Regions from separate parts of the Homo sapiens genome. Here region 1 is linked to region 2. A link is a loop called in an ENCODE intact Hi-C map of the cell type or tissue named here. Cell type or tissue: ovary. All regions are shown on one strand. Links, peaks and the distances in the headings refer to the core of each region. The heading gives the core; the rest is flanking DNA.

Evidence for each region. Peaks named below come from ENCODE experiments on the same cell type or tissue, not always from the same donor. Only the 100,000 strongest peaks of a DNase experiment are listed, where the experiment ranks them.
Region 1: a loop joins it to region 2, with 2.0 times the contacts of the local background. A loop is called at or near these places in 5 of 110 quality-filtered maps.

Annotation. Positions count from the first base shown.
Region 1 is chr21:32,296,627-32,299,478 of GRCh38, forward strand. It overlaps MRAP (melanocortin 2 receptor accessory protein), which reads left to right and starts at 2,229. Exons shown (of 3, transcript NM_001379228.1): 1 at 2,229-2,451. The coding sequence starts at 2,346. LOC124905009 (a long non-coding RNA gene) reads right to left here and starts at 2,144. Exons shown (of 2, transcript XR_007067843.1): 1 at 1,460-2,144. In ovary, for the core only: no CTCF peak of the experiment used is centred there; a DNase peak (open chromatin) is centred at 1,685.
Region 2 is chr21:32,383,626-32,386,502 of GRCh38, forward strand. It overlaps URB1 (URB1 ribosome biogenesis factor), which reads right to left. Exons shown (of 39, transcript NM_014825.3): 2 at 1,920-2,059; 3 at 688-839. Among named protein-coding and RNA genes, the nearest start is that of SNORA80A, 7.7 kb to the left of the region's middle. In ovary, for the core only: no CTCF peak of the experiment used is centred there; no DNase peak of the experiment used is centred there.

The DNA of each region.
Region 1 (2,852 bases), core at 353-2,852, 87 kb before region 2:
GCTATAAACCTATTGTTACTATGCTGAATACTGTAGGCAATTATAACACAATGGTAAGGATTTATGATAGTATTATGATATTATTAGTGTTAGATATAAACATATCTAAACATACAAAAAGTACAGTAAAAATACACTATAAAAGATTTTTTTAAAAATAGTACATCTGTATAGGGCCCTTACCATGAATGAAGCCTCCAGGCCTGGAAGTTGCCCTGCATGAGGCAGGGAGTGGTGAGTGAATGCGAAGGCCTAGGACATTACTGGACACTACTGTAGACTTTATAAGCACCACACTTAGCCTATACTAAATTTATTTATAAAATAAAGTAAATGTGCAATGATGTTATGTTGGCTACGGTGTCACTAGTGATAGGAATTTTTCAGCTCCATTATAATCTTATGTGACCACTGTTCTATATGGAGCTGGTCATTGATGGAAGCATTATTAGTCAGCATTTGACTGTATTTGATCTTTGTCCCTGGTAGCACAGAACTCATAAAACTTGCAATATCTGAGTAATGGGGTAAGAGAAGCATCTTCTGTTAATCAGCATAAGCCACTTTCAACTCTACCTGAGTTTATGCCAATGAGGTGGGGGCTAGTTGTCAGAGGAACCAACCATATATTAGAGGGTTGCAATGTTCACTCCCACCCTGGAAAGGGGAGAGAGGCTGGGGATTGAGTTCATTCACTGATAGCCAGTGATTTCATCAATGGTGCCCACATAATGGAATATAATAATCATCTAGATGGCATAGCACATGATAAAACCCTACAAAAACCCTCCTCAAGGGGCTTCAGAGAACTTCCAAGTTGGTGAACACATTGAGGTGCTGGGAGGGTGTGCACCTGGATCAGGCGTGGAAAAATCCGTGCCCTTTCCCACACCCTGCCCCATGTGTCTCTTCCACGTGGCTGTTCCTGAGTTGTATTCTTTTATGACAAACCAGTCATCTAGTAAGTGAACTGTTTGACCTGAGTTCTGTGTGTGAGCCATTCTAGCAAATGACATAGTGTCAGGATTGAGTTACATTGTAGGACACCCAGCGAGTGTCTACCAAGAATAGGAAATTGCTTGGTATGGAAAAGCCCACAAGTCTGGCGTCAGAAATGTACGGTGTAGCGGGAGCAGAGGTTTTATTTTACTTTTCAAGTAGATATTTTGCCCCTCACTTGGGAAACACAAGAGCCTCATTCCTCCCCTTCTGGTCAACTGAACTACCCTCAAAGTGCTCCCCAAGGAATGCCTCAGGCGTGGCAGGCCTCAGCAAAACCAGCGGAGGGGCTCAAGTTATCTGGGTGGACTGTCTACACTGTCAATACCCAGGTTTACTCTGATACTGTAGACCTGAATCAAGAACACAAGAAAGCTGGGCGTATTGGAGGGAAAGGCCATGTAAGCCGTGTGTTTTGGCCTCCTAATTCTCAAAGGCTAAATTCTAGGGTTCCTCTCACCTGTGGTCCTGCTCATTCCAGATGTTCAGAATGTTCCTCTTGTTAGTGTCTGAGGATCTCAGAGGAGGGTGTATAATTTGGAGTCAAGCTCTACAGAAACCCAGAAGAATCTGCGTCACGTGTGGTATCAGCCAAGAGCTGAGTGGACTCTATTTCCCAAGAGCTTGGACCACATGGGGTTGTGTCAGAGATAAACAGCCTTTTGAGTCTGAACAAATGCAGCCGGCTGGTTGGTTCTTGGGGGGCTTAGATATAAGTGGAGAGGTGCACTCTGTTGGGGCAGGGGGCTCTCTTTTGGTTTTAATTAACTGGCTATGAGTACATGACAGAGGTTTACAAGTTCACGGCTGGCATCACTCGATTTCTGCCCTCAGATATTGAATCTAAGCCAGCAGTTTGGTGGTTGCTCAATAGCATCCAGAATTGCTTAAATGTAAGTCAAGGGCACTGTCGGGCTTACATTTTGGTTCTTTTAACTTTTCAAGTATTTAAGACAAAAAGCGATTGTCTTTCCAGCCCTATTGGGCATCTTCTAAGGGGCCCTGGGCGACTATTTCCCGCCCAGCTCCCTGTCCTCACACAGAGAGGGATCCTAGGGCTGCCCTGGAAAGCCGTTCTCCTGCCTCTCTGCTCTGTGTGCTTTGGAGTTTTATCAAGAAGGGGCAGATGGGAAGCTCTGCTGGATGCTGGCGTTGTGAGACACACCCCCCTGACCTTTCTTCCAGCCAAATAGCTCTGATAAGTGGGCAGACCTTGAGCCTAGAGACCCACAGACACACTTGGACGATTCCTGCAGAAATCAGTGAGGCAGTCTCCTCCCAGGGGCTTGGCGCCTGGCTCGAGGCGAGGCTGCCGGCCCGGACGCTGACTGCCCAGTGCCACAGACATGGCCAACGGGACCAACGCCTCTGCCCCATACTACAGCTATGAATACTACCTGGACTATCTGGACCTCATTCCCGTGGACGAGAAGAAGCTGAAAGCCCACAAACGTAAGTCTGAACTAGGGAAGCCGGTCAGACAGAGGCTGGGGGCCGGGGCCCAAATGACTGGGCACTCCCGGCTTTCTCTGCATTCACTTATTAACTCCGGTAGACATCATGGGAAAGCAGGAATGTGGCCAGTTCACTCATAGATATAAATGAATGGGGCTGGGAGAGAAACTGTATTTGCTAACTTCTGTAATAAGCTTGGAATTAACCTGCTAAGTCACGAAGACACTTTGGAAGCAGAATTTTTATTTTTTACTTTATTTTATTTTATTTTGGAGATAGGGTCTAGCTCTGTTGCCTAGGCTGGAGTGCAGTGGCGTGACCATAGCTCACTGCAACCTCGACTGCCCTGGGTCAAGTAATCCTCCTACCTCAGCCTCCCAAGTAACTGAGACTATGGG
Region 2 (2,877 bases), core at 4-2,503:
CAGCTGCAAGCTGCTTGTGTTATTTGCTATCCCCAAACCAGAAAAAAAGAAGGAAAAAGACATGCTCTTTTTTTAAGGAAAAAGAAAAAAAAAAGCATAAAGATTCAAAATAACGCTAAAAATTAAAACTAAGTAGGATTAACAATATAAACACAAGATTTGAAGAAGATGGACATTTCTCTCTGGAGTGAGCCACTGTGTGATCAATAGACCACACCTCAGTCCCTGTGACTGCAGAATACAGAGGACGACTTCTTCACAAAGGCATCTCTGAATGCGAGCTCTTGGCTGTCTTTCCGTTCTGCGGTTATCCAGATTCCATGGTTTTCTGAGCACCTGCTACATGCAAGGCCCTGTTCTAGGTGCTGGGAAGGTGGCATTTTATAACACAGGCAAGGCCCTGCCACATGCACCTATAGGATTCCAGTAGAGGGAGTCACTCAACAGATAATAGCAGCAAGGACAGTAGCAGGCAGGACAAGAGGGACAAGGGGTAAGTAAGAGAGGAGTCAGGGACAGCCAGGGCTGGTCCACAAAGGAAGGGGGCAGAGACTCGGTCACTGTGGCCTCGGAAATAGCTCAGCTCTCCTCTAGCCATAAAGGTACTGACCAAATGCACCTGCGGAGAGCTGAATGCAGACCAAACCCAAAGGCCCATCCTTTGTCACACCAAGGCAGACTGCCTACCTGTAACCTGAGGCATACAGGGACTCACAGATGAGCTTCATGTGGTTGTTCATCAGCTTTTTCACAATGTTGGTTCCCACAACATGGAAATGTGAAAGATCACTTGCTGTCCGCAATAATATGGCCTCGAAAACTTGAAATATTAACATCGTCTGCAAAGACAGAATTGAAACGCTTAGAAATCGTCTCATTTCCTTTCCTCCTGTACATATATGCTCCTTTTGTCTTAGCCATAGTTACTTGTAGGCTTAAAGCCTTCAACATGCAGGATGACGCCCACCCAGATCCTGAGTCAAACGCGACAGCTTGGCAGGCTGATCTGCAGGACCCATGCCCTGCATGTAGCCCCACTCCCATAGTCCAGCAAAATAAAGAACAGCTTGTTAGGGCCAGGCGTGGTGGCTCACGCCTGTAATCCCAGCACTTTGGGAGGCTGAGGTGGGCAGATCACGAGGTCAGGAGATTGAAACCATCCTAGCTAACACGGTGAAACCCCGTCTCTACTAAAAATACAAAAAATTAGCCAGGCGTGGTGGCGGGCGCCTGTAGTCCCAGCTACTTGGGAGGCTGAGGCAGGAGAATGGCATGAACCCAGGATGCGGAGCTTGCAGTGAGCCGAGACTGCGCCACTGCACTCCAGCCTGGGCAACAGAGTGAGACTCCGTCTCAAAAATGAAAGAAAAGAAAAGAAAAGAAAAGAAAGAAAGAAAGAAAGAAAGAAAGAACAGCTTGTTTACAATCACAGAAAATCAAATGAGAAGAAAATTCTCTTAATGACTGGGTCTCATTCCTTTAGAGATATTCAGATCTACATCCTTATAGCAATAACCCTGAGATTTCAACAGGCGCATCAATATCCCAATGTTCAATCTCTTTGGAATCAGAAAACAATCATCAATTCATTATGTGTTGTGAGTCTGTGACACCACATGTTTATGTGTTTCCCTTTTGTTTAAATAAACCATACCGAAACCAAGTATATTTTGATTAGGAATCTATGATCCTTCCTTCTGATGTCATTCATCAAATGTTAATAATAAGTGAGAATTTTCCACTAAAATGCTTTCAAGGTCATGGAGGCAAAAAATGAATACATTCCTACAGCACAGGGACAAAGCATCATTTTCTATAGAAAGTTGGTAATGGAAATTTCTATCACATTTTTCCTCATCAAACTTAACAGCAGCATTAACTTTTCTTCTCTTCATCAAGCCATGTAAGGAACAACTTACTTCACTTTCAGGTCGTTTCTCTCCACTTAGGAGCTGGAAAATTTCGACACACTCAACAGAAATCTTTATATACCCTTCCACAACATCATACACATCTTCTCGTGGTAGCTTCTTGGCAGCAGACACAAACGCTTCCAAGCCTGAAAAAAAAGTTATGTTCAAACATTAACAAGGTCAGTCTTCTTAGAAACAATCACAGCCACCACTGCAACCTGCTTTCCCTATTCTGTGACCTTCCCCGATCCACCTACACTGCACAGAAGCTACTATGAATGCTATCAACTTAACTGTTTCTCTCCAAAATTCATGTTGAAACCCTAAACCCGGCCGGGCGCGGTGGCTCACGCCTGTAATCCCAGCACTTTGGGAGGCTAAGGCAGGCAGATCACCTGAGGTCAGGAGTTCAAGACCAGCCTGGCCAACATGGTGAAACCCCCTCTCTACTAAAAATACAAAAATTAGCCAGGTGTGGTGGCACATATCTGTAGTCCCAGCTACTTGGGAGGCTGAGGCAGAATTGTGTGAACTCAGGAGGCAGAGGTTACAGTGAGCCGAGATCGCGCCATTGCACCCCAGCCTAGGTGACAGAGCAAGACTCTGTCTCAGGAAAAAAAAAAAAAAAGAAAGAAAGAAACCCTAAGCCCTAAAAAGACAGTATTTGGAGATATAGTCTTTTAGGAGATAACTCAGGTTAAGTGAGTTCATGAGGGTGAGGTCCTGATCTAACAGGACTGGTGTCCTTAGAGGAGAAGGAGACATCAGAGAGCTCCCTCTCTGCATGTGGATAGAGGAAAGGCCATGTGAGGACACAGCAAGAGGGCAGTTGTCTGCAAGCCAGGACGTGCCCTTACCAGGATGTGACTATGCCAATGCCTTGATCGCGGACGTGGCCTTCAGAACTGTGAGGAAATAAATTCCTCTTGTTTAAGCCACCCAGTCTATGGTATTTTGTTATGGC